2 separate regions of the Homo sapiens genome follow, and region 1 is linked to region 2. Evidence: chromatin loops called from intact Hi-C (ENCODE). Cell type or tissue: HepG2. All regions are shown on one strand. Each heading gives the region's core, and the rest is flanking DNA. Links, peaks and the distances in the headings are about the cores only.

The links. A loop is a pair of places that touch in the nucleus more often than their neighbours do. Peaks named below come from ENCODE experiments on the same cell type or tissue, not always from the same donor. Only the 100,000 strongest peaks of a DNase experiment are listed, where the experiment ranks them.
Region 1: a loop joins it to region 2, with 5 times the contacts of the local background. A loop is called at or near these places in 2 of 110 quality-filtered maps.

What each region holds. Positions count from the first base shown.
Region 1 is chr12:100,467,016-100,483,136 of GRCh38, reverse strand. NR1H4 (nuclear receptor subfamily 1 group H member 4) reads right to left here and starts at 9,271. Exons shown (of 11, transcript NM_001206979.2): 1 at 9,078-9,271. In HepG2, for the core only: no CTCF peak of the experiment used is centred there; DNase peaks (open chromatin) are centred at 6,866, 7,776, 9,266 and 10,596; H3K4me3 peaks cover 5,346 bases.
Region 2 is chr12:100,397,250-100,413,370 of GRCh38, reverse strand. SLC17A8 (solute carrier family 17 member 8) reads right to left here. Exons shown (of 12, transcript NM_139319.3): 6 at 11,508-11,594; 7 at 10,892-11,031; 8 at 10,626-10,775; 9 at 9,201-9,333; 10 at 491-601. It overlaps LOC124903108 (small nucleolar RNA U13), which reads right to left and starts at 11,226; the gene lies at 11,121-11,226. In HepG2, for the core only: a CTCF peak has its summit at 8,404 (motif pointing right); a DNase peak (open chromatin) is centred at 8,400.

The sequences.
Region 1 (16,121 bases), core at 4,301-12,300, 70 kb before region 2:
CTGGCCAACATGGTGAAACTCCATCTCTACTAAAAATACAAAAATTAGCTGGGCACGGTGGCACACGCCTGTAGTCCCAGCTACTTGGGAGGCTGAGGCAGAAGAATTGCTTGAACCCAGGAAGCAGAGGTTGCAGTGAGCCGAGATTGCGCCACTACACTCCAGTCTTGTGACAGAGTGACACTCTGTCTCAAATAAATAAATAAATAATAAAATACCTGCATCAACTAGATATCCACAGCTTTCAAAGCGTCTCTGCTCTCTGGAGCTTACACAATGGTGCCTAAACAACAGCTGACCTTTATTTCCAACTAGATGTAGAAGAAGCACCTGGAGTTGAGGCTTCCAGGACCAGGAACCTGGAAGTGAATGTCTTCTTAAATTTTGCACCCTCAGTGCCTCACTTGCCTAGCTCTAGGCCTAGCCCTGCTTCTCAACTCCTTGATTAGCACAAACTCCAGGAGACGTTCATAGCCCTGGGTACTTCTTCTTTGCAGTGGTGTTACCATTGTAATTCAACCTTTGTTTTTGTGGATTTGGTTTTCTGTGTCTCCCATTAAACCAGCAGCTCTAGGAGAGATTACATTGGATCTCCAATGCCTTGCACAATGCCAGCCAGGTACATCTTAGATGCACAATAAATTCTTGTTAATTGAGTAAATGAACAAATGGTTGCATGAATAAATAAAGTAACTAATACATAAATGAGTGAATGAATAATATACCTTACTAGATAACCACCTTTAGAATCAGTCTTGCTTAGGCCATAGGACAGAAATTAGTGAATAGAGGCATACAACACAATACACACAAGAGCCGAAGAAGGATTTTTTTTTTGTCACATAAAGAAATCTAACAACTAAGTCTGCTTCCCCACAATGTAGACTAATTAGTGAATGGTAACCATTTTTATTGGAAATCTCTTAAGCATAGGCTTTCCAGTCTCCCCATGGGAACCATTTTATACATGAGTTGACCACCCCAGGAAATTGTTTTGTTTTGTTTCAGGGTTTTTGTTGTTTGTTTGTTTGTTTTGAGACAGGGTCTCTCTCTTTCACCTGGGCTGGAATGCAGTGGTGCGATCTTAGCTCGCTGCAGTCTTGACCTCCCAGGCTCAAGCAATCCTCACACCTCAGCCTCCCAAGTAGCTGGGACTACAGGCATGCACCACTTGCCCAGCTAATTTTATTTATTTATTTATTTATTTTTATTTTTATTTTTTTGAGATGGAGTCTCGCTCTGTCACCCAGGCTGGAGTGCAGTGGTGCCATCTCGGCTCACTGCAAGCTCCGCCTCCTGGGTTCACACCATTCTCCTGCCTCAGCCTCCCGAGTAGCTGGGACTACAGGCACCCGCCACCATGCCCAGCTAATTTTTTGTATTTTTAGTAGAGATGGGGTTTCACCGTGTTAGCCAGGATGGTCTCGATCTCCTGACCTCATGATCTGCCAGCTTCGGCCTCCCAAAGTGCTGGGATTCAGGCATGAGCCACCGTGCCCAGCCCCAGCTAATTTTTTTAATTTTTTGTAGAGACAGGATTTCACCATGTTGCCCAGGCTGGTCTAGAACTCCTGAGCTCAAGCAATCTGCCCACCTCAGCCTCCCAAAGTGCTGGGATTACAGGAGTGAGCCACCATGCTGGGCCGGAAATAGTTTTAATTAATCTCGCGAATTTCCCGTTGTTAATTCTCTTCCATCAGAACTACCAGGAATAGTTTTGTTGTTGTGGTTGTTTGGTCTTCTTAATGTTCACTCTTCATAATCAGGAAAGTTTGTTTTTTCTTTTTTCGCATTATGTACATTAGTCAAAATGGTCAAGAAGCTATTTGTTGAATGCTTTCTCCGTGACTAACTTGTCATTTTTTTTTTCAAATACTTAATTGGATCTTTGAAATATTATGCCTCTTACTCATGGAAATTGTTTGCAAAGATGGCCACCACAATTGCTTCCTTTCCACACGCTCTTACAATGTGAGTTTGCCACACCTCTCATCAATGCACAAAGTCTGTTTCGCTAGCCCTTGGACCTGAGCTGGTCTAATAAATTCGTTGACCAACAGAATGTGGTGGAAGTGAGGTTGGGGACTTCTAAGCCAGGCTTTAAGAGACCTTGTAGCTTCTGTTTTCCATATCTAAGAAAGAATGCTGCCCTGAGATTGCCATACTGTTTGCAGATATCTCAGATTTAAAAATCTCATGGAGAAAGAAGTCCAGCTCTTCCAACTATCCCAGCTGACGGCCACATCAAGACCCCAGACATGAGTGAGGCCATCTCAGTCCTTTCATTCCAGTTGAACTCACATCTGAATGAGCAACATGAGTGAACCCAGGCATAACCAGCAGAGAAGCTGCTCAGCCGCCCCACAGAACTATGAGAATTAATGGATCATTCCTGTTTTATGCCACTAAGCTTTGGGATGGTTGTTACAAAGACATAAATGACTGGTATAGAAATCAGTACCTGGAAGTGAGATGCTGTCTAAAAAAACCGCTAACATATATGGCCTGGGCTTTGGGATTGGGGGATGATCTGAGGCTAGAAGGGCAGTGAGGAGACTGGTTAGTGGAAACTGGAAGAACAATAAGAAAATTCCCATAGGAGGTGGGAAGATGGGGGTCCTGTTTATAATCATGAAACAATCAGTAACACTGTCTCCTGTGGTAACTTGGAAGATAGAAATGTTTCTAAACTTATAGATCTAAGATTTCCCACTAGTACGGTGGATGTGTCAGTTGGTCTCTTTAGCTATGTGTGATAAGGTACTTACTCTTTAAAAACGGCATCTCAACATCAATTTCCCATTCATTCACTCATTTATTTTGTCAGTGCACATTTATTGACAGACACTAGACATAGTAAAAAATAATGATTTTTCAGAAAGCTTAGTGGAAAAGTCAGGCAAGAAAAACCCAATGGTAGTAGTGTGAGGATTGCTACAACAGAGCTAAGCACAGGTGCCATCAGGAGCACAAGCAGGGACATTCATTCATCCAATATTCATTAATTCTCTACTACATACCAAGTTTCGGTCTAGGTTTTAGAAATACAGTGGTAAGACAAAGAGCTTACATTCTAGAGGGATAAGTGAATAATACACAAGTCAACAAATAATAGGATTTCTGATGAGGATAATAAGAAAGTAAAAGAGAAGTATAGAGTGTTGTAGTTGAACACAGTTTTGGAGAGGGCAATCAGAGAAGAGCTCTCTGAAAAGTGGACATTCGAACTGAGATGTGAAGGACAAGAATGAGTAAGTCATACAAAGGGAAAATAAGTTCAGGCAGAGTGATCAGCAAAAGCAAAGGGCCTGGGCTTGGAGTGTTGGAAGAACAACACAAGCCCAGTGAGGCTGGAAATGAGTGAGCCAAGGAGGGGCTATAGGAAATGAGGTCTGAGAGTAGGCAGCTCTTGTATGGCCTGTTGGCCATGGTAAGGAGTTTGGATTTTCTTCTAAATGGAAGTAATTGATGAGTTTTAAACAAGGGTATAGTGAGGAGAATGAGGGAAATCTTTCTGAGCGTGGAGGGTTGATTCTTGAACTTAGTCTTGAAGGAATAGGCATTAGGCTAGGAAAATGACACGCAACAGGGATGGCTATAGGAAGGGAAAATAGCATGCTGTGTTCTGAGCAACCCTAAATAGTTGTCTATGCTGTAGCTAGTGGACTCAGCTCAAATCAGTGGAAGAAGGATGACCTATTCAAGAAATTGTGGCAAGAAAATTGCCTATGCTTTGAGGGTAAAAATAAAGACATCTTTATGAATCATTCTTGGAAAATACATCTCAGATGGATTAAAGACTGAAAATTATAAAATTATTGGGAGAAAATATATTTATGATCTTTATGGATTTGGGGATTGAGAAGGACTTTATTAAATAAGAAGTAAATAGGAAAAGAATACATTTGAGAACGTTGAAATGTAAGACAGAGGTTAAGGCATCACAAACAAAGCTAAATATATAAAAATGGATAAAAATATTTACAACATAAATAACACCAAAAATATTAGTACAAACAATATATAAACGATTCCTATAAATAAAAACAGAAAGGATAAACAACCCAAGAGAGAAATTGGCAAAGGATACAAAAAGGAAATTCACCAAAGTGGAAACACAAGTGGCCAGTAAACACAGAAAATATCTGAAACTAATAATAATTAGGAAAATGGATATTACTATAACTAAATACCATTTTCACCTATGAGATTATCAAAAAATTTTAACTTTGATAATATTCAAAGTGTATGAAAATATGCATTCTCACATATTGCTAGTGGGGGCATAGGTTTTAGTCTTTTTGGAGGGCTCTTTAGCAGTGTATCTTAAAATAAAGTGCAATTTTAATTCCTAGGTATCTTTCCTGGAGAAATCTTTGCTGGTATGCACCAGGATGTTCATTGTAGCATTGCCTCTAATGCAGAAAGAGGGCAAACCACCTAAAAAACCATCAACAGTGGAATGGCTAAATGAACTGTGCTCTATAGTATCAACTATTAGGAAGTGGTTAAACAAGATTAAAGTGTTTTGATATGTATTAACATTGAAACAGTGAAGTAGAGGAGAATAGGGCTAGGGGAAGGTCAAAAAATATTTTAGACTTATTCATAATGTTGAAACTTTTAACACAATGACTACATTAAGATATGTCAGTCTCCTAGGGTATCATTTCCTGTCCTCAACTTTGCCAATTATATAATCAGATGCTATAAGCAGGTATATTTAGATTCTCCAGAAAAGAAGGGTTTGCTTCATTTTCTTAAAACAATTTTAGGATTGTGCAGCATTTTTGAGCTTCAACAAAAATTATAAACCTCTCTCTAGGAAAGACATACACAAAATACAGATATTTTTCTAAATTAATAAATGTTTAGGAGAAATTTTATGTTCACTATAAAATTGAACAAAATGTATGGAGAGCCTCCATATACGTCTTCTCCCCCACCCCCCACACACATGCACAGCCTCCTTTACTTTCAACAACCAGCACCAGAGTGGCACATTTTTTTACAATCGATGAACCTATGCTGACACATCTTTATCAGCGAAGGACTATAGTTTACATTAGGGCTCAATCTTGGTGTTGTGTATTCTATGGGTCTTGACAAGTGTATAATAACATGTACCCACCATTGGTAATATCATATAGAATGAATTCACTGCCCTAAAAATTCTCTGTAAAATGCATAGATTTTTAAATGTAGTCTTAAGTGACCCTGGCCCCCTGAAGCCCAGCTATAGCCTCAGATTCAGAGTCGGGACTCCAGGAGAGCAAGAATCTTTTACATGACCACTTTGGAATGACATTTCTTTGTCCTGTCTCTGCCCTGCAAATTCTGGATGGCAACCAGCTTTTGCTCCTTAAGCCCCAGGCTGGTATCAACTTGTCGTCTACACTGGCAGCTTCCATAACTCTCTAGGACATGGCAGCAAATAGCTCTCTGCTTAGGAACAGTCACAGCCCAGAGCAGTGTTTTTGTTTTCTCTAATCAGCAACATCCCACAGCAGGACTATCTTCTCCATGCACAACTACATTATTTACCATGTTTTCCAGATAACTGTGTTAAATATATCTACAGGACTTGAAAATGCAAAGCCATACCATTTCTCCTTTTCTTTACATTAATAACATTAATTAAAGTGTAATAGACCCAGGTTGTCTCAGGTTCATTGAGACCTGGGAAAGGTCATCTAAATCTCTTTAAAATGGGAAGCAAAATCTCAAAGTTTTGTTAGGATTTTATATTAAAAAATGAAAATTAATAAAAATTTATTTTATATTTATACTTATTTATTTTAATCACCAGAACCCTGTTATATTTCTTAATCCTAACAAAGAATAAATCTTATTTTTTTTCCTGTGCAATATTTGCAATTTTACTTTGCAATCAAGTTGCATTATATTAGTGTCATCTTATCACCAATTTACAAAGCAGAGAGAGTAGGAATAGTAGATGTTCTTTTATGGCCAAAATTGGAAATGGGCAAACTGAGGGAGAAAATAATTCACTGTGAAGAGCAAAGGGGTTAGGGGATTCCAGAGCAGGGTGAGAGAAGGGAGAGAAAAGACAGAAGGATGAATATTTGTATGTAATAATGATTTTTGCCTCCTCATACAGCTTGGTGACTAAGGACACTCGTATGGTGATGCCTTTTAGCTACATCTTCACTGGTAGAAACTACTGTGACAATAAAAAAATACCTGGGAGGAAAATTGTTCCTATTTCTTATTTTTTAAAAAAAATTTTGAGGTGGTGTCTCTCTATGTTACCCAGGCTAGAGTATAGTGGCATTATCATAGCTCACTGCAGCCTTGAACTCCTGAGCTCAAGCAATCCTTCCACCTCAGCCGCCCGAGCTGCTGGGATCACAGGCACTCATCACTGTATCTAGCTTGTTCCTATTTTCTTTTATTCCCCTTTATAATCTGTGTTGCTAGAGACTAAGATAAAAATGAGACTGAGAGCAAAGGGAAGGGAAATCTCTTTCTATGAAGTAAAGAACCTTTTCTGTCCTTTATGCACCCACCTAATGACAATGTGAGCCTTTGAAAATCTATCACATCATGATATGCATTCTCATGGCATTCATAATCCAGAGACTGTGAGCCACAGCAGTTCTGAGCTCCTCTCTAAGATGTCCCTAATCACAGCAGCATGGAGAGTTCATTGTGGTCTTTAATTAAAACGCTGATAACGGAAATATTCACCCAGCTATCTTAGACTGGTCTCTGGGTTAAAACAAATAGTGCTCCAAACTTTCCAGTTTCCCTACTGATGGTGCAATCTCTCGAAAATGCCCTATGCAGGAGGTTTCAGGAAACGTCTAACTAGTTCCTGGGTTTAACAAATCACCCCTGTCAGGCTGGAATGCTTAACGGCTGGTCCCCCCTCGCCGCTCCCCGATCATTCCCCATTTCAAGTTTTCCCAGCCTCCGCCAATAGCCAATATCAGAGTAGCCAGGAAGAGGCTTTGGAGTCAGAAAGACCCGCCCTCAAGTTCAGGTCCCGCTACTTCCTAACTATCTGCCTGTGGACGGGTCACTTGTATTTTTTGAGTCTCAGTTTTCTCATCTGTAAAATGAGTATAAGAAAAACTCCTGGCTGGGCGCAGTGGCTCACGCCTGTAATCCTAGCACTCTGGGAAGCCGAGGCGGGCGGATCACCTGAGGTCAAGAGTTCGAGACCAGTCTGGCCAACATAGTGAAACCCCGTCTCTACTAAAAATACAAAAAATAGTGGCATGGTGGTGCACGCCTGTAGTACCAGCTACTCAGGAGGCTGAGGCAGGAGAATCGCTTGAACCCGGGAGGTGGAGGCTGCAGTGAGCCGATATAGCGCCACTGCACTCCAGCCTGGGAGACAGAGCGAGACTTTGTCTCAAAAAAATAATAATAAAAAGTAAAGAAAAACTCCCATACAGGGTTTTTGTGAGAAGGAAACAGGCGAATGAAGTAAAGGCTAGGACATGTTAGTAGACATTGTAGAAAAGTTAGCTCCATCACACACTCATACATACACACATTTCTTTTCTTTTCCTTGCAGAGTACAAAGGCCTCACAACCAATGGATATTCCATTGCAATTGGCCCAATCTTGAAGAGGTGGAAACAAGAGGAAGGACAAGGATTCCATGACTTTCCCTCTCCAGCTGTGAGGAGAGGGCAGAGGTACGTGGTGGGAAATTGCTGCAAATCTTGAGGAAGGGTCTCAGGACAAGAGAGCTTTGTCCCTGGCCAGTACTTTATCAGTTAACCAGGAGTTGCATCAGTATTTGTTGCAACATCCTCAGAAAACAGAAAAGTCCACGGTACAAATGGCACAGATCCATAATTTGGAGGACTGGGGGTAGGAACGTAACACAAAGATAAAAGTGTCTATCATTTTATAAAATCACAGCTAGAAACAAAATGGTAGCTCCCTGAACATCTTTTCCTCTCTTCTCCCTTCCTTTTTTTAGGAACAGAAAAAAAAATTTAGATAGATAGATAGATAGATAGATAGATAGATAGGTAAACCACTTTACTGAGGTGTGACTGACATATAAAAGCTTTACATATTCCATGTATACACTTTGATGAGTCTGGGGATAGGCATACACTCATTAAATCATCACCACAATCTATACCATAAACCTATCCATCACCTCCAAAAGTTTCTTCCTGCCTTCTTATTTATCACTAATATTATTTCTAAGGGTTCCTACCCCTCTTGTCAATACTCCTGAAGTGATTCTAAGACAGCACCAGAAACAGCATCAGATTTCTTTATAGCTCAAAGCTCAGGTGTGAGTTTCTTAGAGGAAGAATTCAAGGTGAGTCACTTGTCATTCCCTCCTGCCCCTCCCTTCTGAATAAAAACCCAATTAAAAGAAGTAAGTCAGGCTCCACAGTTGCCCCATTCACTCTGTCAATAAGGAGACAAAGAGGTATCTTATCTATAAATTTAGTCCTTGGACAATTTTATTACTAAAGTTCTTCGTCATACTCACATTTCTATCTTTTAAAAATATTTCCATCTGATATTTCCTGTCATATTAATATTCAAAATGGAAAGCAATAGAAGAGTTTACAACTGAAGTCAAGAAAGAAGACTTTTTCCACCTACTCTTCTTCTAGGGAAAAATTTCATTTCAATTAAGCATAGGTTAAATGTCTTATTCTTAGTTCCCAAGTCATCTGACATTAGCAATACTCCCAAACTCACATCAAGATTTGATAAATCACCAAAATATAGCACACTATACAAGTCAAATTGTTTATGGAATCAGAACGGAGACATTTCTGAAATGCACTATCTCCAGTGATTTACTCAGGTGACCACAATGTTAAAAGAGTATTTCTAAATAAGTTTTCAATAGGTAAGCAACTGTTAAGACTCATTAACTTTTGCTTCTGCTTCTTTTTGTTTTTTAGTTTCTCTCTTTTTTAATTTTCAGGACTTTACATCAAACTCTACTAACTTAGAATTCATTTATTGACATACATTACAGATGTCAAAGAGAAACTTTTAAGTGACTATTTTTTCTCTGTTGCTGTGAGATACACAACCCACTCCCAAAGGAATTAGGTACTTACTTGGATTGTTTTGGGTCAGAGATGGACTTTCAAGGCCCTGGGAGGATTCTGGACTGAGTCTTCCTCTCCAGATCCCAGCGATTTTGCTACAAATGCTCAGAATCCAATTTCGCATTAGGATAAGTCGGGGAGACAATGAGGTGAGGAGGAGGAGAGAGTTCCAGTGTACTGTGCATGATCACAGGCGGCCTTCTGGGCTAGCAGCAGCATCTCTTCCTTGGCTCTGTGCCTCATGGACACAGATTAGTCATTAACAATCCTTCCCTGCTAAATGATATAAACATAGAAAGGAACCTTGGGAGAGCCTCGAGATTCCCAAGACAAAACCGCAAAGCCCCAGAATGAGGAATGTGACAAAACCAAGGAGCCCTGCAGCTTGCCTTTGAAAGCATTTCTCCTCTGGCCGTTTTGTGGGCTCCTGGGCACCCGTATTTCTGTACACATCAACTAAAACCAAACTGTCATCTTCCCTCTCTCTCACTACAACTTCTTTGAATAGCTCTATCACTTCCCCGGGACTGAACTAGAAGCTGGGAGCCTTTTTGACCCTTCCCTCTGCCCAGCCACCCATATCAAATAATAACAGATTTGGGTTGATTGCATCTTTGGAATGTCTCTTATTTCCAACCCACATTGTTCTTCTCCTACTTTGGGCCTATCATAGCTTCCTTTCTGGATGACATTGGTCCCACAACCCCTTTTTCTTCTCTCCCCTTCTTCTGTTTTCCAAATTGCACAGCAGTGTGGAAGCACAGGCTCTGGTTAGATGCCCACTCTTTAGTCACAGCCTTGAGCAAGACACTTAGCCTCTCTGAGTCTCAGTTTCCTCATCTGTAGAATGGATATGGAGAAACCATCTCATGGGCTGTGGTGAGAATTACATGAGTAGTGAAAATGTTTAGAAAAGTGTGTGGCAGATAGCAATCACCCAATAATTTGTGGCAATTATTATTTCTCTCCTTCATTAGTTGAACCATCATTGATTGATTATCAGCCTACTATGTACCCAGCAACTTGCTAGGCACTCCCCTCATCGAAAATCCCCAATGCACTCTCTATGCCTAAAAAACGAACACAAAATGCTTGACATTTAGAACCCCTTCCACACCTGAAGATCTAGCCCTAATGTCTCTAGGATTTTCTCACATTCTGTCCCTTCAGACATCCCAACCTCTGCCAACCTGTACCAAGCTCTCCCGCCTCCACACTTTTGCACAAGCTCTTCCTTCTACCTCAGTTACTTTCTTTTCACACCCACACATCTTCCAGGCGTGGAACAGAAGCAGAGTTCTCCCTGAAGCCAGCCCCATTCCTCATCTGCCCCTATTCTCCCCACCCAACTCCCTTGATCTTTTATTTGTAGTTTCCTTGCTGTCCCTTAAATCCTCTGACCTTATATATTATAGTTTTCTACTTGTTTTATCTCTTTTACAAAAACCAGGCATGGTAGCAGACTTGTCTTTGTATCTACCCTTTGTCTTAGCACAGTGCCTCTCACAGAAAAAGCATTGTGTAACTCTTTGTTAACGCAATCAATGAGTGAGCTGAGAAACAACTTCCCAAAGCAGCATGGCTGCACATGCACCTGTGTGTGTGTGTGTGTGTGTGTGTGTATGTGATGTGTGCATTTCCCATCTGTGATGTGTGTCATTTGTTTCCCGTCACAAGGTCAGCTAGTAGAAGATCTACATTCAAACCTGTTAGAAATGTTATATTTTGCTTCTCTTATAAAATAGCATTTTTGTAGGTCCTACAGGCTCCTACTTCCTACCTACTTCTGGGGGTTCCCAATGTACTATGGTGCATCCTCCAGCCCCTTCGGCACAAGGAAGAGGGTCACCCCAGGCCTGTACATTTTCTTTTGAAGAGAGTTTGCACTGACACTTACTGCACTCTGCAGCTCTGGGCTGCCTGAGGGACTCCTGTGTGACTTCTATGTGACACCAAGCCCATTTCTTCTTGGATGATAAGAGCCTGTACTGTGATTTCATTCTCTCCAGCAGAGATGGAGACAATGACTGAAGACACAGACTGTGGCGCTGGACCGGCTGGGTTCAAATCCCAGCTCTGCCACTTACAAGCTGTGTGACCTTAGACCTTAGGCTTTTCCTTAACATCTGTCTCAGTTTCCCCATCTGTAAAATAAAGATATAATTACTATGTATTTCATGAGGTTATTGCAAGGATTTAATGAATTAATCTATGCAAAGCGCTGGTACCTGACACACAGAAAGTGCTGTGTAGGGGTTAGCTGTTATTATTTTCTCTGGGCCTTCACACTGACAATCGTATTTGCCCACTGGACTGGATACTCCCTGAGGGTGGCATGTATTTCCCATCCTTTTGGATCTCCAGTGGTGTAGCACATAGTGCTGGGTATGACATAAGAGCCCATTCAAAAATTTCAACAATTATTTTTCTTCTCTTCACACCACACAATCAATCCATTAGAAAATGTTTAAGTTTTACCTTCACAATATATGTATTGAATCTGATACCTTCCCACCACCTCCACTGTCATCTCTCTGGTCCATGCCAGGTTTCTTGCACCTGGGTTTGTGCCATGGCCTCCTAAGTGGCCTCCTTATTTCCATGCTTGCACTCTGTCATTTGTTCCCAGCATGGCAGCCAGAGTGATCCTACCAAAACCAAAGGATCATGTCGTTCTTTTGCTCAAAACCCCCACAGGCTTTCATCTCTCTCAGAGTAATGGCCAAACTTCTTACAGTGACCCCAAGGATCTAAATGACCCTGAATCCTACCCCATCCCAACATAGCTCTAACTTCATCTATCACTCACGCCGGTCATGAGGCCTCCTTGTTGTTCTCTGAACTCATAAAGCACATTCTCTCCCCAGGGCCCCTGTACTTTCTGTTCCATAGCCTGGATTGATTTTTGCCCAGAGACCTTCCATTGCATGCTACAGGTTTCTACTCACCTTACCAGAGAGGCCTTTCCTGGACACACCAAATACAATGCCATTTCTCTTCCCAGTACAGGATATCACTTCTCATTTCTCATTCCTTTTTTTGTTTGTTTGTTTTTGGAGACACAGTCTGGCTCTATCACCTAGGCTGGAGAGCAGTGGCATGATCTTGGCTCACTGCAACCTCAGCATTTCGGGTTCAAGCGGTTCTCCTGCCTCGGCCTCCCGAGTAGCTGAGACTACATGCACGTGCCGCCACACCCAGCTAATTTTTTGTATTTAGTAGAGATGGAGTTTCGCTATGTTGCCCAGGCTTGTCTCAAACTCCTAAGCTCAAGCGATCTTCCCGCCTCAGCCTCCCAAAGTGCTGGAATTACAGGCGTAAGCCACCGCACCTGGCCTCTCTTCTCATTCTTACCTTGCTTTATTTTACCCTGTAGCACTAAGCACTGAGCACCACTTAGCATACATGGACATGTTTCATGTCTCTCTCACTATATGGAACATAAATAGATGATTACACCTATCTTGTTCACCACTGTGTCCCTGATAACTGGATGCCCCAGGCAATGTGCTAGTGCTGAGTAGGAGAGACCCAAAACCCAAGCTCTGAAAGCTCACCATCCCATGAACAAGGGACACTCAGCAAAATAATAACAGCAATAACCATAACAATAAAGTAAATCATATAAAGAATGAATAACATTCACTTGTGTTATGTGATAAGATGGAAAAGTTCAGGGTGTCATAAAATACTCTCCATTAATCATAACAAACAGAAAATGTGCTCTCTATTCATGGGATTAATTCTAACTAGCACAGAAAGAAAGAAGGGGAAAAGGAACAAGCATTTACTGAGCAGCTAATATTTTCCAAACAGTCTGTTAAGCACTGGCAAATCAGCAGTGAACAAAATGATATGGTTCCTGCAGTCATGCAATTTACAGCCTAGTGTGAGAGACAGACAATTAATAAAAACTACACAGACAATCTTATAAGTTCTCTTGTGACAGCATGTTATGAAGGAGAAGCACAGGGTTCTGCGACTGTATTTATCAGGGAGCCCTCACCATGTCAGAGGGGTTTAGAAAGGCTTCCTCTAAGAAAGTGATGTTTTAGCTAAGATGGAAGGATCTCTGATGTGTTGGGAGTGAAAGGTGTTGAGAAGGAAAAAAAGGAGCATTTCAGGGTAAGGAAAAGACAGCAGCAAAGGCTCTGAGACAGGAGAGAGGTTGGAGAATCCCATTAAATAAAGAGAAGGACAATGTCTTTCAAGGAAGAATGTGGGGGAGGAACAAAGAAATCGGGATAGAACAGGAGGTGGGAGCAGTGGTGTGCTGGTAGGTGATTAACAACCAGTTCTCAGAGAGGTGGGTGAATATATACATATAAACATTTATTTTAAATTTTACTGATAGAACAGGTAAGTAACACATGTTTTACAAATAATAATAAATATACAGTTTCTGTATATTGTAAATTCCATGTAGCCAGTGAGTCAACTGGGATGTTTTCATTGAGTTTTGCTGAACTCTTGTATTGATAGCCAACTTATGGTTGCCGTTCAACCATGGTTTGACAAATGGAATCGCATTCCAGACCACTAATCCTTTCTCCAATATAAATATCGTACTGAAATGTTATATGTGATCTACTGTTAAACTATGATTTTCACACAAATTATTTTTGTTAAACTGAACCCTCTTTGAGTTCCACCTTTACGTATGTTGGAAATTCACTTGTTCGTTGGTGACGTGAGTAGCTTCTTTGCTGAATCAAATAATAGTTTTCATATACTGGAAACTGTTCTTTCATATACCGAAGAACATTTCTTCAGTATTGTGTGTGTTCTTCACAATGTAACAGCTACTAACATGAAGCTCTTTTAAGTTTAATCTGCTTTGTTAACAGTTTCTTTATCACTAAGACTAAGGGTCAACAAACATTTTCTTTAAGGGGCGAAAAAGTAAATATCTTAGGCTTTGCAGACCACATCTAGTCTCTGTTATGTTTTACAATCCTCTAAAAATGCAGAACTTCTTAGCTTGAGGGCTGTATATAAACATCCACGGGCCAAATTTTGCCCACTGACCTTAATTTGCCAACTCCTTAGACCAGTAGCTCTCAATGGAGAGAAGGAGCAATTCTGCTCCCCAAGGCATATTTGGCAATATCTGGACACAGTTGTGGTTGTCACAACTTAAAGGGAGTGTCATTTAGTAAGGAGAGGCCAGAATGCTGCTAAATATCCTACAATGCACAGCTTCTCCCTCCACAACCAAGAATTATGCAGCCCCAAATGTCAATAGTGCCAAAGTTGAACAGGCCTGCCTTAGACAATAGATAATACAATAAATGAGGTCTTGATTTGTAAATTTTTTTGTGTTGTAAATATTCTAGTTGTGGCCACTTTCAAACTACCAATGTAAAGTCACCTAACAATGGACTTGCGGAGAATGCAAACTGGCACACCATTATACGCCACCACACAGATGCACTAGGCATAAATAACCACAAGAGCATAGACGATCGTAAAATAGCAAAATAATTAGGGCATGGTAAGTTTTGAGTATTTATTACTTTTGTTTGTTTTAATGTCTTTAATTATAAGTTTATATAATTTAATTTTTGATAAGGGCTATGTTTAACAACAACCAGCTCAGAATGCCCTGAAAGTTTAACAGTTGACTCTCATGAACCAGGGTAAGCTGGCTCCAGGGCAGCACTGGGAGAAAGAAAGCTTCTTTCACTTAGTCCTTACAAGTTAGGAGCTAGACAGTATTATCTTCCTTTAACAAATGAGGAGACTAAGCCTGAGAGATTCAGGCAAAGAGACAAAGACTTATGCAAAAGAGACAAATCAGGGGCTTTAAATACAGGTTTGTTTTCTCCAAAGCTGATAGTCTTTACCCTATCCTGTACTCCACTATCAACCCAGGGAAAGTGAGATCAAAATATTTATTCTGTGAAATGCTTATCAGTACTGGGACATTTTAATTAATTGCTGAATAAAATAGGGATAGAAGTCATTATCATATTGTTAGTGATCAACTCTGGTATATTATTACAAATATAACAGAAAGGCCATCCTGCCAAAAAAGATTTGCATCCATAGAAATTATTATTTTTATTAATATTTTGACTTCCTTGCCCTTTCCAGGATTCTCTCTTTTCAGTTAAACATCTGCACTCCTCACCTCTCCTGTTCAGTGAATTAGTTCACAACAGGTCAGGAACTGTAAGATCCTGAAACAAACAGGAAACAAAACAGCCAAACTTTGAATACTGGTATATCAAGGGAGGGGTCTATGCCAGACTCTGAGGCCTGAGTGAGCACTACAGTCAGAGTACAGTGTCAGGGCATTCAACTTCACAAACGGTGGCCACGAAGGGGACACTGAAATGAACAAGGAGAGAGAAAGAGAAAGAGCATGGATAATCCAACTGGCCTCTGTCCCCACTGGCTCAGGCTTGGCTGTGAGTGTGAGTCTTTGTCCCAACATGGAATCAATCTGTTGGAAAGTGCTTGGTGGCTGAGCCTTTAATAACTTCTTTTTTCTTATTAGACGCCACAACCCTCCAGAAACTGAGTTCTCAGAACCAGACAAAATTTCCAAGACCTAAAGGTAACATGGTAGGGGTGGTGTTGAAAGCATGGACGTTAGGGTCAGGGGCCTGGGTCTGAACTCTGGGTCTGATCATGTGACCTTGGGCAAGTCAATCTCTGGGACCTTAGTTTCTTCGTACAAAAAATATATATAATAGAAGGGAATGAATTCCTATGTCATAGGGTTATTGTAAGGATCCACCTGAAATATCACATGAGAATGTGTGGTAAAAAACATTGAAGAGAAGAAAATGGCATACCCCACTAGATATGAAATCTTCCAGAAGCTAGTAGCCATATGGGAGCCCCATCCACCCCTGCAGTCAGCTGAGTTTTTTTCTTTGTTTGTTTTTGAGACAGTCTTGCTCTGTCACCTAGGCTGGAGTGCAGTGGCATGACCATAGCTCACTGTGATCTCGAACTCCTGGGCTCAAGCAATCCTCCTGCCTCAGCCTCCCAAGTAGCAGCTGCGACTACAGGTCTGTGCCACCATGACTGGCTATTTTTTTT
Region 2 (16,121 bases), core at 4,492-12,491:
CCCGCATTTTCTTGTTTGGAAAATGAAAGCAATGGAGTAGACAAAAATCTAAAGAAGGTTTTCACTCTTAAAAAAACTTCTGATCCTATGACTGTAATGACACTCGCAGTTCTCTAGCAAGAGGGCGAGGCTTGAAAAAGTCACAGGAGCCTCTGTCAGGTAGGGTGACATGGTGCTAAAGTATGAAAGTCCACTTCACCCAGGACATATGCTTGGGCCTCTGCTCGTGTCTCAGAAGGGTCATCTGCACTTTGTGTCTTTTCCCGTAACAAAGTAAGTAGGAAAAATTCCACCTTAACTGAGCTCCCAAGCCCAGTTCTCAGTGATCTTACAAAATCACCCCCACTAGATCACATTCTCTGGACGGTGGTCCTGCTCTCTGAGAATGGACTGGCTACTGAAAGAAGGTGCTACAATATCCTTGTCCTTCCTTCTTCCTGGGACTTGTTGAATCTATAGTCAAGATCTGGAAACCCAAAGGACACATTACCTGAAATAGCGAAGCCACTAAATCCTACAGCAAGTACCAGAAAGGAGATAGCCACCCCTTTGGTATGCGAAAAGCCAACCACCAGGAGTAAGGTTGCCTCCATGCCAAAACCTGCAAATGGAAACAGCAAGGGAAAAAAATGTCATTTTCATATCGGTCAACCCAAGTTCATTTATTTATCAAATAAGAACTAACCTATAATTCCACAGACCTAAGTTTATTTTGTTTGTGTCTATGTTTTTTTTTTACTTTAAGTTCTGGAATTTAAGTTTTTTTTTTTTTTTTTTTAACTTTACTTGAAGTTCTGGGATTTAAGTTCAGGGATACATGTGCAGAATGTGCAGGTTTATTACATAGGTATACATGTGCCATGATGGTTTGCTCCACCTATCAACCCATCATCTAGGTTTTGGGCCCCACATGCATTAGGTATTTGCCCTAATGCTGTCCCTCCCCTTGCCCCCTAGCAGGCCCCAGTGTGTGATGATCCCCTCCCTGTATCCATGTGTTCTCATTGTTCATCTCCCACTTATGAGTGGGGAAATGCAGTGTTTGGTTTTCTGTTCCTCCACAGACCTACATTCTGGTACAGTGCTTACAATGCCACCCAGGACTTTCATGACTACATGACTTTGCTAATATTCCCTGGGTGTTCACAAACTTTCTAACATTATCGCGGTGCACCTTGAACACCACACGGTCCCAATAGGTTCCAATGATGCTCCTGAGATGAGGGATGTTAATTATTAGTTGCTTCATGGGTAGCTGTCCCTGCCATTGTTAAATACTAAAACTCTACTATATAACTGTGGTAATGATTCCCCTTTGACTAGTTATGGCCTTTCCCTTAAAAGTAAAATGACAACACTCTAATATTTATTGCCAAAAGCAACCAGAAAACTGTAGCAAATATCTGAAACAAAAACAAACAAAGAAACAAACAAAAACAGCACTTCACCCCTTGTAAAGCAAAAGTCAAAATTTTTCTATTTCAAAGTTCACCAAGCTCTCAGGCCTCTTAAAAAAAAAAAAAACAAACAATACATGAGAATTTTGCACAGAAAATATTGCAGAACAAAAGTACTTTCTGTTCCTTTCATTCAGAATAAGTGAGTCTAGCACAATAAAAAATAAAAAGAATGAGGAAATTATGAAGAAGTTCCTTCTCACCCGAAAAAAAAGTTCAGCTGACAACAGACAGAAAAATGATATAAATATCATTTCCAAGTATATAGAGTGCCTTAGGAGGGGGAAGAGACAATTAGTGGTGCTTCATTTGGAGACTGTCTGCTGATTCCAGACATCTCCACACAATTGTTCTACAGTACCTCAAAGGCAACATGCCCAAATCAATTCTCTCATCCCCTATTTTTATTTATTTATTTATTTATTTTTTCTTTGAGACAGAGTCTTGCTCTTATCACCCAGGCTGGAGTGCAACGGCATGATCTTGGCTCACTGCAACTTCTGCCTCCCAAGTTCAAATGATTCTCCTGCCTCAGCCTCCCAAGTAGCTGGGATTATGGGCATGTGCTACCACGCCCAGCTAATTTTGTATTTTTAGTAGAGTTGGGGTTTCACCATGTTGGCCAGGCTGGTTTCACCATGTTGGCCAGGCTGGCCACTCCTGACCTCAGGTGGTCCGCCCACTTCAGCCTCCCAAAGTGCTGGGATTACAGGCATGAGCCACCACCCCTGGCCTCTTCCCCTATTTTTTTACTCCTAAACAAACAAGCAAACCATCACCAAACCATCGCCACCACGTGCTTTCTTCTCCTCTAAATTAATCTTCCATATTCTGTGTTTAGAACCCAATCTTTAGAGTCAAACTGGTATGGGTTCACTTTCCACTTCAAAATCACTAATTTTGTGACCTTGAACAAGTTACTACACCTCTTAGATTCCTCATCCAAAAGCTGGAGATAGTACCACAGCCTTGTGAGGTATCGGAAAAGTAAATGAAATTGGTATATGAGGTACTGAGTGTGGCACATGGGCACAGCTCAACAAATGATAGCCAGAAGTCCGATGCAGAAACTTCAGAACTACCTTGGACTTCTCCTCCTGCCTGAGCTTTCATATACAAATCTGCAGGTTTGGCCTCGGAAACATCTGTCCAGTGCAACTGCCACTTTCCCCTCCCCTGTCACTGCTTTAGTTCCAGGCCCCGTGACCTCTTACCAGGAAAACTGCAATAAGCCACCTTTTTTTCTTCTTTTGTTTGAGATGGAGTCGTGCTCTGTCACCCAGACTGGAGTGCAGTGGTGCAATCTCAGCTCATTACAACCTCTGCCTCCCGGGTGCAAGTGGTTCTCCTGACTCAGCCTCCCCCGTCGCTGGGATTATAGTCCACCACCACGCCCGGCTAACTTTTTTTTTTTTTTTTGAGATGGAGTCCTGCTCTGTCACCCAGGCTGGAGGGCAGCAGCGTGATCTTGGCTCACTGCAAGCTCTGCCTCCCGGGTTCGTGCCCTTCTCCTGCCTCAGCCTCCTGAGTAGCTGGGACTATAGGCACCCACCACCATGCCCAGCTAATTGTTTATATATTTAGTAGAGATGGGGTTTCACCGTGTTAGCCAGGATGGTCTCAGTCTCCTGACCTCGTGATCCACCCACCTCAGCCTCCCAAAGTGCTGGGATTACAGGCGTGAGCCACCACGCCCAGTCTAATTTTTGTATTTTTAGTAGAGGCCGGGTTTCCCCATGTTGGCCAGGCTGGTCTCCAACTTCTGACCTCAGGTGATCTGCCTGCCTTGGCCTCCCAAAGTGCTGGGATTACAGGCCTAAGCCACCATGCTCAGCCACAATAAGCCACTTTGGTAGTCTTCCCAACTCGTCCTCCTCTGATGCATTCTCAATACCACTGTCTTTCTAAGCCACACACCTCATTATTTGCTCCTGTGCTTAACGTGTTTGTCATGAGCTCCATATCATGAGTATAGTGTTCTATAATGAATACCTCCTGCTGTTCCAGTTTCATCTTCTTCCAGCCCTCATCTCTTTGCTTACTGCCCCCATTCTGTGGATAGCCCTCTGTGCCACAGACATACTCCTCTATTAGCTGTTTTCTAACCACACAATACTATCTCATGCCTGTACATATTTTCACACATTGTTTCTTTACCTGGGATACTCTTCTCTCATCATTTTCTCTTTTTCTGGATAAATCTTACTATTTTTAAAGTCCAGATTAAATAGTGCCTCCTCTAGAAAGCTTCCCTAACAACCCTCTCCCTACCCTCAACCAATGAAGCTGACATCACCTTCTCATCATTTTATAGAACTTTTCAATATTGCTTTGTAACTTTTCATTTGTGTTTCTGCCTCTCCCACAAAACTGTATATTTAACACAGAGTCTGTCTAGCATGTAGTATGCACTCAATAAATAACGTTTGGCCAGGCATGGTGGTGCACACCTATAATTCCAGCTCTTTGGGAGGACGAGGCAGGCGGATCACCTGACGTCAGGAGTTCAAGACCAGCCTGGGCAACATGGCAAAACCCCTTCTCTACTAAACATATGAAAGTTAGCCAGGCATGGTTGCATGTGCCTGTAATCCCAGCTACTCAGGAGGCTGAGGCGGGAGAATCACTTGAAACCGGGAGGTGGAGGTTGCAGTGAGCCAAGATTGCACCACTGCACTCCAGCCTGGGCAACAGAGTGAGACTCTGTCTCTAAATACATACATACATACATACATACATACATACATACATACATACATACATACATAACGTTTAATGAATTAATGCAAAGGAAAGGAAATGGGACCCAGAAAGAAGAAAATAAGATTCACAAGCTGAAGTACTTACCGTAAATGATGGTTAAGTTATTAATATTTACCTTTTTGAACCTATTTCTTCAACACTACTATAAAGAAGGGCAAGAACTAATAATTGTTTTAAATGGCTTCTAAAGAGGATGAAATGTAATTAGGGAAGTCTTACTTTTAAAACTATAGGCTTTATATCATTGCTACTTGTTCTTAATTTTGTTTCAACATTTAAGACTACACATAGGGAAAAATAGCTAGTGTTTCATATACTAACTATATGTGTCTTAGAAGTGCCTATCCTAAATAACAAGGCATCTGGCTGAAACTTCTTTTATTTTTACACTCTGAACAGAAGCATGCAGAAAGTCAATTCCCCCAAAGAATTAGAATGATGACATTGTATAAAGAATAAAACTTACAAATGATACATCAGTTCATCTGTAAGAAAAAAAATTTTGGCCAAATAGCAGATTGCCAGTGGAAAAAAAAGCATTTAAGAGCCTAAATGGTTTCTACTGACAGTTAAAATACTAGAGACAGGGCTGCATGTTTCAGGAGCTTAAGGATAAAATTTCAACTTTAGGGGTAATCAGGAGATCCTTAAAATTGAACCTATTTAGAGTTGACAAGAAAAACAAAACTAGGACTTAAAGGCCTAAGAAATATTTTATTTCATATTAAAATAATCTGAAGTTCACACTTGCAACTGATTCAGCCAGAATAGAATTTTTGACCTCAGTTACACTTTGCATGTTCTATAGAGGGGGCAGGACAAGAATTTGGCATCTGTCTTTAAGCATCATAGACGTAGACCCTGATTCAGAATGAATTGAACATCATGTCTTAAGTGATCTGTTTTGCTTTAAATGATTTTAATGGCATATTAAAATCTATGGAAATAAAAGATGACAGGCTCCAAGATATGTGTGATCCTTCTCAGATGAGAAATGCCTTCTATATTTCTTAGTAGGAAACCAAAAAGCCAACCAAAATTCTCTGGAAGATCATACCAGTGCTTCATCATTTCCAAATCAACCTGCATTCTTCACTGATGGCACAAAACTTTGTTTTCATGTAGTTATCTCTGCTCTAGCATCTCTGTATTTAAGCAGAAAAAGTGGGACCATTATGGTCTTTTTAAAAATTTTATTTTCTATATATAACTCACTGGTCCTACTATGTCAAAATATAAAAGAATGGCCGGGCACGGTGGCTCATGCCTGTAATCCCAGCACTTTGGGAGGCCGAGGTGGGTGGATCACAAGGTCAGGAGATCGAGACTACCCTGGCTAACACGGTGAAACCCCGCCTCTACTAAAAAATACAAAAAATTAGCCGGGTGTGGTGGCGGGTGCCTGTAGTCCCAGCTACTCGGGAGGCTGAGGCAGGAGAATGGTGTGAACCTGGGAGGCGGAACTTGCAGTGAGCTGAGATCACGCCACTGCACTCCAGCCTGGGTGACAGAGCGAGACTCCATCTCAAAAACAAAACAAAACAAAACAAACAAACAAAAAAAATATATATATATATGAACATGAAAAGCCATGTGAAGAGGTATTTTTTAAAGATGGGAGATGAGGCAGAAAGATTCCACATATGCCTTCTAGTTTCTGCAGAAAAAAAACTATTTCCTCTCAACAGGCACTTTGTTAGCAATTAAACATCTTTGAAAGTTCTCATCACCACAACATAACATAATCACCACCAATTATGGAGAAACAGCAGAGGTACTGGGGCAGAATTAAATAGGAACAAGACATTCCCACAAAATATGCTCAAGAATATCCAATGCATCTGGGTTTAGAAGAGGTTGTGCAAGTAGTGTTTAAAATCCAGAAACTTATTTAAAGTTGCCAGTTTAGAAGTACATTTTTTTGTCCAAAGGAAATACAATCACAGATATTTGTTAAAGAACTCTTTGAAAAACTTCTGTGTTTTTTGTGTCTTGAACATAGGAGAAAAAAAGCAGCATTAACATTTGTTGAGAACTTTTTATAGGTTGAACACCGCACTAGGTGCATTCATACGTTGTATCATTTAACTCTCATAACTATCCTCTGAAGTAAATATTATTATGTAATTTAAAGATGAGAACTGTTGGCTCTGAGAATTTAGAAATTGACCCCCCTCTCTCCATCTCCATTGCCACCTCATTTGTCTAAGCCACCATCTTCTCTAGACAGGACAACTGAAATCACCTCCTACCTGGTCTCCCTTCTTTTACTCTTGTACCCTGCATAATTCCCCAGATTAAAAATAAATAAGCAAGGCCAGGCGAGGTGGCTCATGCCTGTAATCCCAGCACTTTGGAAGGCCGAGGCGGGCGGATTACTTGAGGTCAGGAGTTTGAGACCAGCCTGGCCAATATAGTGAAACCCTGTCTCTACAAAAATACAAAAGATTAGCCAGGCATGGTGGCCCATGCCTGTAATCCCAGCTACTCAGGAAGCTGAGGCAGGAGAATCACTTGAACCCAAGAGGCGGAGGTTGCAGTGAGCTGAGATTGCACCACTGCACTCCAGCCTGGGTAACAGAGCGAGACTCTGTCTCAAAAAAAAAAAAAAATGAGATCATATCCATTCCGTGCTTTAAATCATCTGCATCTCAATGTACTTCAAATAAAACCCAAGCTCTGCATACGCCGACAAGGCCTGCCATGATCTGACCCTAGAAAAACATCCCGATCCCGTCTCCCGTCACTCAGCCATTCTGACTCCCCTTCCTTCTATTCTCACACAGGCCACATTCCTGCCTGCCCCAGGGTCATTGCACATACTATTCCCTCTGCCTAAAATCTTTTCCTGAGAGAGCTGCAATAAGGCACCACATGATGAGTTGCCAATCTAGCCATGTGGACATATTCAGAGGGATCACTGGAGAATGGCATGGCTTTAAGGAAACATAAGAGGAGAAGAATTGAGCTGGATGTATAGAGAGGACTGGATTGAGAGGTGAAGGTGAGAACTCACAGGGAAAGAGAAAGGGAGTGGGCAAAGTCAGAGACAGAAAGATATGTTCAGGGCTTGGGTGAGGGCTGTTCAGCTGGAGCAGAATTTTATCATTAGAAGGGTGAGGCTTTGGCTACTGTATTAGTTTTCATTTTATAAATGTTTTATTTTTTAATAGAGAAAAGTTCTCACTATTGCCCTGACTGATTTCGAACTCCTGAGCTCAAGTGGTCTGCCCGCCTCAACCTCCCAAAGTGCTAGGATTGCAGGAGTGAGCCACTGCACCCTGCCTACCGCTGTGTTAGTTTTCATTTGCTGCTGTAATAAATTACCACAAACTCAGTGGCTCAAAACAACACAAATATCAAGTATCTGCTGAGGGATAGACTTAGGGGTCTTTAAGATCTATTCCAATGATTAGATGTCACCTCTAAAATACTCTCTGCACTATTGTACAGTTCTGGAGGCCAAAAATCCAAAATGGTACAGGGCTAAAGTCAAGGCAGCAGCCTACAGAGTTGCATTCCTTCTAGAGGTGCTATGGCGGAATCTCTTCTTGTCTTCTCCAGCTTCTAGGGTCTGCTTGCATTCCTTGGTTTGTGGCTGCATCACTCTGACTCTTGCCTCCACCATCACATCTTCTTTTCTGACTCTGACCCTCCTTCCTCCTTTTATAAGGATTATTGTGATTATATTGGGCCCACCTAGATAATGCAGGATAAACTCCCATCTCAAGAACCTCAATTTAATCCCACCTGCAAAGTCCCTTTTGACATGTAAGGAAACATATTCACAGCTTCTGAGGATTAGGACATGGGCATTATTCTAGCTGCTACAGCTCTCTTGGAGAGGACTTGAATGCAATGTCCCAGAGCTTCACCTCCTGCCCACCAGATAGCAGGCCTATATCCGCTAACCCTCAGTCCTCTACAAGAAAGTTCAAGCTAAGGTCAGGCCCACACATCCCTGCCTGGGACCAGCAGTCAAGGAACTGGGAGAACAGGTGCCAACAGACTCTTAGGCTTTCTTCCCGAAATGCTATGGGATCAGATCATGCCTGCTCCTGTGTCCCTCGGTATAGTCTTCACTTCTAAATGTGCCAGACCTAGCTATCTGTCAGAGCATACGCAATCCGTCCCTTTCAACTTAATATCACAGTTGTGAGCTCTTGCCCATAGGTGGCGCTATCCTCTACCTCCTGCTCGCTCATCCTGACTAGTCCTCCAGAGGGGTAGCCGCAAACTAAGAGCTTTGGCGGTAGGCTCCGGCCTACCTGATACCTTGCAGGGATCTGCTACTTGAGCAAGTCCCTTTATTTTACCTCTGTTTCCTCATTGCAAATTGCATATAGTAATAGTACCTGCTCCACATGGTGGTTATGAAGATTAAATAAAATAATGTATGTAGAAGATTTAGCTTAGTGTCTGGCACAGAAAGCATTCAATAAATGTTAATTTTAAAAGCTAAACAAAAAAGATGAGTTTTTTAAAAAGCACTCATGAACATTGTAGGGGTTCACAATTACTTTCGCCTACCTCTTTTGGGAAATCACCTAACATTCACTTTGTCTTTACAAAATTAAAACATAAAGCAGGAGCTAAATAAAATCAAGAAAGAGAATGGTGTGTGTGTGTGTGTGTGTGTGTGTGTGTGCATATATCCCATGCACAAGCATAGGCTAGGAGGAAAGACTACTTTTCTTCTGTTTCTTACCAAAACATATGGATAGGTAGAAAGGTAAGCAGAGAAGGGAATAAACTACATAAGCAAACAATAAATGTGGAAGGATGTATGGAAAGGTCCCAGCTGGATGACCTCTTGGCAGCACTGTGATGGACAACACTCAAGTGTCTGCTGAGGGACAGACTTAGAGGTCTTTAAGATCCACTCCAATGACTAAATGTCACTTCTTAATATATGCTCTGCAGTTCAGTTTACCCTAATTCTACAAAAGCTGCCTAAGCCATCTATGAAATCCACAGTACCTCCACAGTTCATGATTTTTCTGACAGCAGTTGTGGTTAAAATTTGTCTGCTTCTTAAATAATCAGCCAATTGTCCTCCAATAGGTACAACGATTGTCATAACCATGTGTGGGACTGCTGACAAGAGACCCACCTGGAAGGGAAAGAAACAGTAAGCAGTTTGTCATTATTTCTGAGAGAGGGGCCTCCCTAATTCCCTTGCCCACCTCCACTCCACAGCCCCCCTACCTACCACCACCAAATTTAAGCATCTAATTATGTGGGAGCTGGGTAGGCCTGAATTTCATAATAAATAAATGATGAATGAGCGAATGATTTTAGACCTATCTGTGTCCTCTACCAGATTGGAAGCTCCTTGAGGGCAGCGATGACTTTTATTCATCACAGAGGGCATGGCACATGGGAGATAAAGCACTTGGCACCCAGTGAGCACTGATGACTGATGACAGCCACCATTTCATGATTATGCCAGCTCTTCCATGGTCACTTCTGACAGTATCTGTAGCTAGGCAGACATTTGTGTTTGCTCGGCTGCTGTTCTTTCCCTTGTAGGAAAGAGGTTTATCTTATGATGATGGTTGATGATTCACTATCCACACCCTTCCTCCCTAAAACACAATTGGCTTGATGATAATGTCTGGGAGCATTGAAAGAGGTTCTTTCTTTTTTTTCTGTTTATTTTTTCTTCTTCTTTTTTTTTTTTAGACAGAGTCTTGCTCTGTTGCCCAGGCTGGAGTGCAGTGGTGCAATCTCGCCTCACTGCAACCTCTGCCTCCTGGGTTCAAGTGATTCTCCTGTCTCAGCCTCCTGAGTAACTAGGATCACAGGTGTGCATCACTACGCCCAGCTAATTTTTGTATTTTTAGTAGAGGCAGGGTTTTGCCATGTTGGTCAGGCTGGTCCTAACCTCAGGTGATCCGCCAGCCTTGGCTTCCCAAAATGCTGGGATTATAGGCGTGAGCCACCACGCCTGGCAGAAAGAGGTTCTTTCTAACCCATTGCAAGCAATGATTGTTACTGCTATAGCCACCATTATGGAGAAGGGGTGTTCTGCAAAATGAATGGTAAGGTTCTTACTGCTACTCACTGAGTAGCTTACAGGAAAAAAAGAAAACCCACACCCTCAAATCTTTTTATCCTTGCCTAATATGCCGTCCTTGAGCTAGCTTCAAAAACACTCTAAGATTGGGTACAACATAAATCTTTAAAGCAGCTTAATACGGCTCTGATCCTTGCTAAGAAGAAATTAAACAGCTATGCATACTATGCATAGAATGTATAACTTGTCTGACAGCCAGGCTATTAGGTGTCACAGAACTGTTATGAATTATGATCAGCAATTTAATTATTTTATCATACAAAGTTATTCTCTGTAGAATCAAGAGATTTAAAGTTCAAAAATATTTGGAGCATCTGTGTGTTTACCTTACTTATTGCAAATCCAAAGACCTCTTCAAAATAAGCAGGCTGACTTATGAGGAGCAAATAAAAGGTCCAGCTTCTGCAAAAATTTGCCACAATGATTGCATAAACCGGCAAAGATGTGAAAAATCTTTTCCATGGGGTACTAAATTTCTAGGGAGTAAAAATACCATGATATTTTTAGTAAAGATATTGACATTTTTTCTGTAAGAAGGCAACACAATCACTTATGAAAAAAGGTAAGTCTTCATCTGACTTTTTATACTTACACTTAGACTAACCACGTTGGCCCCCTCTCCTATGCTTGTCTCTATATAGGTCTTCTCCTCATTGGATATTGTTGGATGAGCTGCTGGGCACTCATAGGCCTGCAACAGCCAAAACATGTACCAAATAATCCCAAACATGCCTGCAGTTAAAAAAGAAAAGGCTGGGTTATATGGTCTCATTTTCTTCCGTTTCTAAATTTTTCAATTTTTACCATATATATTTTTTTCAGGTAAAATGGGTAATGTACCAATGTTGTAACAAGGTTTGAGGGACTCAGACATCTCATACATGCACGTGAACACCCAATTATCACATTTATGAACTACAAAAGGATCTTTACAATATTTCCAAATGGCAGTATGTTCAGCTAGGGGTAAGTATTTTGTTGACGTTCCTCTTGTTAACTGGTATTTAAAGAAAGACAATGTTCTACTTATTTTTTTAGGTCAACTTTAATATAAATATTAATCAAATCATAGATAAAGTATTCCATTTATACAATAAACTTGTTTTAGTAATCTCTATTTTGATGTAATGAACTCTGAGCCAAACCCATATGCAGTAAAATACCATCTCTATGAGTCACATGTGAACTTGTGAAGTCAAATCACTCACCATAAATATAAAAGACAGAGGACCATCCAATGTACTGCACCAACACCCCAGCCAGGGGCATGGCAACCACTGCCCCTGCATAGGAACCTGGAACAAGAAAAGATTGAGGGAATCTGACCAATCATCATGCAAGCCTTTTCAGCTCATTTAGAATTCATATGGTAAAGTCAGGAATTAATCAAACTGAGCAGGAATCAGACTGCCTCCGTGCAGAGACAGGCAAACTCCCAGTGTGCCACAGAACAGGGCTTCCAGGAGAGGAAGGTCACCAAGATGCCCTTTAACTTCATCCAGAGACCACACAGGATTTAGACAAAGATTGCTCCAGCATCACAGTTTGGAATTACATGAGAGAATGGAATCAGAAGATGAAAAAAATCTAAGAGAAATTTTGAAAATTCAACCAGGCGCAATATTGGAAGCTAAAAAGAGCAAGCAAAGGAACATACAAAATTTGCTTAGGAGGACTGGGAGGATTCTCATCCAGATCTTTAAATGAGGGACATTGAATTATTTAAAAGATCATGATTTTTAAAGTCTTGATTAAAAAAAAAAAGGAGAGGGTTGCCAGGCACGGTGGCTCACACCTGTAATCCTAACACTTTGGGAGGCTGAGGTGGACAGATCACTTGAGGCCAGGAGTTCAAGACCAGCCTGGTCAACATAGCAAAACCCCATCTCTACTAAAAATACAAAAAATTAGCCTGGCATGGTGGCGCGTGCCTGTAATCCCAGCTACTTGGGCGGCTGAGGCACGGGAATTGCTTGAACCCGTGAGGCGGAGGTTGCAGTGAGCCAAGATCTCACCACTGCACTCCAGCCTGGGTGACAGAGTGACTGTATCAAAAAAAAAAAAAAAAAAAAAGGTGAGGGGTGAACAATTAAATTCCAGATGGCAAGAGGGCTGCTGTCTCCATTCAGCTCCTGAATGGGTACATTTTTACATGTATTTCTTACTTTGTAAAACTTAACCTTGCAAATGCTTACCTGTGTGTGAATGTTTATCTTGTCTAGACAAGATAATTGTGACTAGAGGCAGTGAGCTGACCTCTGCTATCCTCTGGACGTCTGGTAGGGAAAGATGAGCCCTGTGACCTCCCATTATTGGGAGTTATTAGCTGAAAGGAGAAGTTACTCTCTGAAACTCCCCCTGGGCTGTGAATGAAAAAACTCTTGCTTCAGAAAAAGTGAGTGGTGAAAGGAAATTCTATATCCCAGAATTTGATGCTAAGGAAGATCTTTAGGAAATGGGAGGTTGGGGATCTTCCAGAGAAATAGATTAAATCACATCTTTCCAAGGTGAGCCTGACCCTCGGTGAAAGGCCCAGCCTGAGATCTGGAATCTGAACATCATGACACCCGAGGAAGTCAAGAGACTCATTTTCCTCAGAGATAAGATGGGAATGAAATATCCATCTCAAGGGGTTGTTTTGAGATTCAAATAAACTATGTATGTGAAGATGCTTTGTAAGCTATAATGGGTTACACAAATGCCAGCTATTACCGCTATTATCATGTACAGAATGACAACACACTCAAAAAACAATCTCAGGGCTCCTCAAACCAATAAGGTGAGCACTCCAGGCATGTGTTGAAAATGGGCTGCAGGTCTCATTCTGCTGTGCGTGGAGATAGGGTGGCCTTTGTCCCCAGGCCAAATACCCTGGGAGGTGGGGTGGGTGAGTCTGGTTTAGGTAATGCAAAAGAATGCCTGGGACAGGGGCAGGTAGAGAATAACCCCACCAACTAAGATGCACTGAGTGCTTTCTGGGTGCCTAGTACCATGCTAAGTATACTGTACCTATGACTTTGTTTAACTCTCCTTCAACCTGACAAGGTAAGTACCAATATGACCCCCATTTTATAAGGAGAAAGCCAGGCTGGAGGAGGGGAGGCAGATTGCCTGAGGTCACACAGGTAGAAGTGACAAGTCACAGGACAGGAGCCCAGGTCTGTGGAACCCCAAAGCCCTTACTCTTATTTAATCATTCAGTCATGCCTCCTTCACTCAAAAGCACCTAATAATTCCCCTTACATAGTAAAAAGCATTCTATCATTGGGGAAACTTTACAATGTGATATGGCTTGGCTCTGTGTCCCTACCCAAATTGCATCTCAAATTGTAATCCCCATGTGTTGAGGGAAGAACCTGGTGGGAGGTGACTGGGTCATGGGGGCGGATTTCCCCCGTGCTGTTCTTACGATAGTGAGTGAGATCTCATGAGATCTGATGGTTTAAAAGTGTGGCACCTTCCCCTTCACTCTCTCTCTCTCTCTTCTGCCACCATGTAAGATGTGCCTTGCCTCCCCTTTTGCCTCCTGCCGTGATTGTAAGTTCCTTGAGGCCTCCCCAGCCATGCAGAACTGTGAGTTGATTAAACCTCTTTCTTTTATAAATTACCCAGTCTCAGGTGGTTCTTTATAGTTATGTGAAAACAGACTAATACACAATGTGACCTAAACTACCCTTCTTTTCTATCAGAAAAAATCTTCCTCATCCTTTTAGACATTCTCCAATGTCAGTTCCTATTAGACACAGCCCCTTGAGCAAACAACAGGGCACTCAGCCCTTACTGCAGCTGCCCCCAGCTGCTCCCAGACTGCCCTGGGGAGCAGACTGCAGCTCAGTCCCCTGGGCCTCAGATGATTGTTGAATGGTATGCAAAGAAGGAAGAACAGAACTGGGGGTGAGAAAGAGCCCCCGGTTCGGCCCTCACTAGCTGTAAGAATTTAAATCTTTTTTCCTCCCTCAGCCTCAGTTTCCTCAACTATAAAACAATGGGTTGTAACTGGATGTATTAGTCTGATTTCATGCTGCTGATAAAGACAAACCCAAGTGTGAGCAATTTACAAAAGAAAGAGGTTTAATTGGACTCACAGTTCCACGTGGCGGGGGAGGCCTCACAATCATGGCAGAAGGCATAGAAGAGCAAGTCACATCTTACGTGGATGGCGGCAAGCAAAGAGAGAGCTTGTGCAGAGAAACTCCCGTTTTTAAAACCATCAGATCTCATGAGACCCATTCACTACCACGAGAAAAGCATGGGAAAGACCCACCCCCATGATTCAATCAATTCCCACCAGGTCCCTCCCATAACACATGGGAATTATGGGAGCTACAAGATGAGATTTGGGTGGCGACAGAGCCAAACCATATCACTGGATGTTTTCTAGAATCCCTTCTAACTCCAATATCTTTTGAGATTAAGAATTTATACACTCCAAGCCTGGGTTTCCTTCTTCCACATTTTCCTTTGGCTGTTCTTTGAAACCAAGGCCACACCTTAGCTGGGACATGTAATGAGGCCTGTGTCCTTGATCAGGTAACTTTCCTTGAGAGTCAAACCATTTCTTAAATCAGCCCTTTTAGGGCTATAAAAACACACTAAGAATGGGGAGTGGCTGCTAGTCATGCTCATTTTGCTGGCAAATCAAAATGAAAGGTCTTACAAATAAACCATCCAAAGAAAGTAAGGTCAAGGATCTAACAAGCCACAAGGCCAGCTGGGGTGAGTCTTATCCTCTTCTAGAGTTGGTATAAGCACAGTAGTAGGGATGGAGATGCTTAAACTGCAAATGAGCGGATGGAGATGGTTTCTAAGGACAAGAGACACTGAATATGTAAAGACATCTCAGCTGAGCATGCAATTCCCAACGAGGCACAAAGTAGGCATAGCGGTGAATACCTCACACCACATTCTCAGGATTACTTTATTATTATTTCAAGGAGGTAAAAGGCCAGCAGGAAGAGGAAAATTAAAACATATGCAGAAATAAATAGAAAGCTATCTTTCTCCCTTTAGCAAAGAAGAATATCTTAGGAAAAGTGTGCTAGTTTGAAAATCAGACAGACCTAAGCTGTAATTCACACTGCCTAGGCCACACTGTGACTTTTGTGGTCTAAGGTACTTTTTTTTTTTTTTGAGACGGGGTCTTCCTCTGTCACCCAGGCTGGAGTACAATGGTGTGATCTCGGCTCACTGCAACCTCCACCTCCGGGCTCAAGCGATCCTCCCACCTTGGCCTCCTGAGTAGCTGGGACCACAGACATGAGCCACCGCACCCAGCTAATTTTTTGTATTTTTGGTAGAGATGGGGTTTCACCATGTTGCCCAGGTTGGTCTCAAACTCCTAGGCTCAAGCAATCCTCCACCTCAGCCTCCCAAAGTGCTGGGATTACAGGTGTGAGCCACCATGCCTGGCTGGTCTAAGGTACTTTTACCTTCATGGGCCCCTTCCCCCGACACATTTACCACTGTGTTGATGGCAGCGGCATGTGCTGTTGTTGTTCTGTTGTTGATTGATTCCTAGGGACCCAGCCACACCTAGAGAGGCCTGTCCCACAGGGGTAGCTTGGAGATGGCAACCTCAGCAAGGTGAAGTTTGGAGATGCAGGAATTAAAGTCACATACTACTTGGGGGCTACTCATTTACTTTCAGATAAGATGGATGGTCTCTACTTCTTATTATCTGGGATATAATGACAAAAATTAATTTACATTTCTATATGACAATGTGTACATGGTAGGAGCGTGAAGTAAGGAAAGTTCCAGATCAACAGTCAGGTCTTGTTCTAGCTCCATGATCTTGGGCAAGTCACTGAACTTTAGTTTCA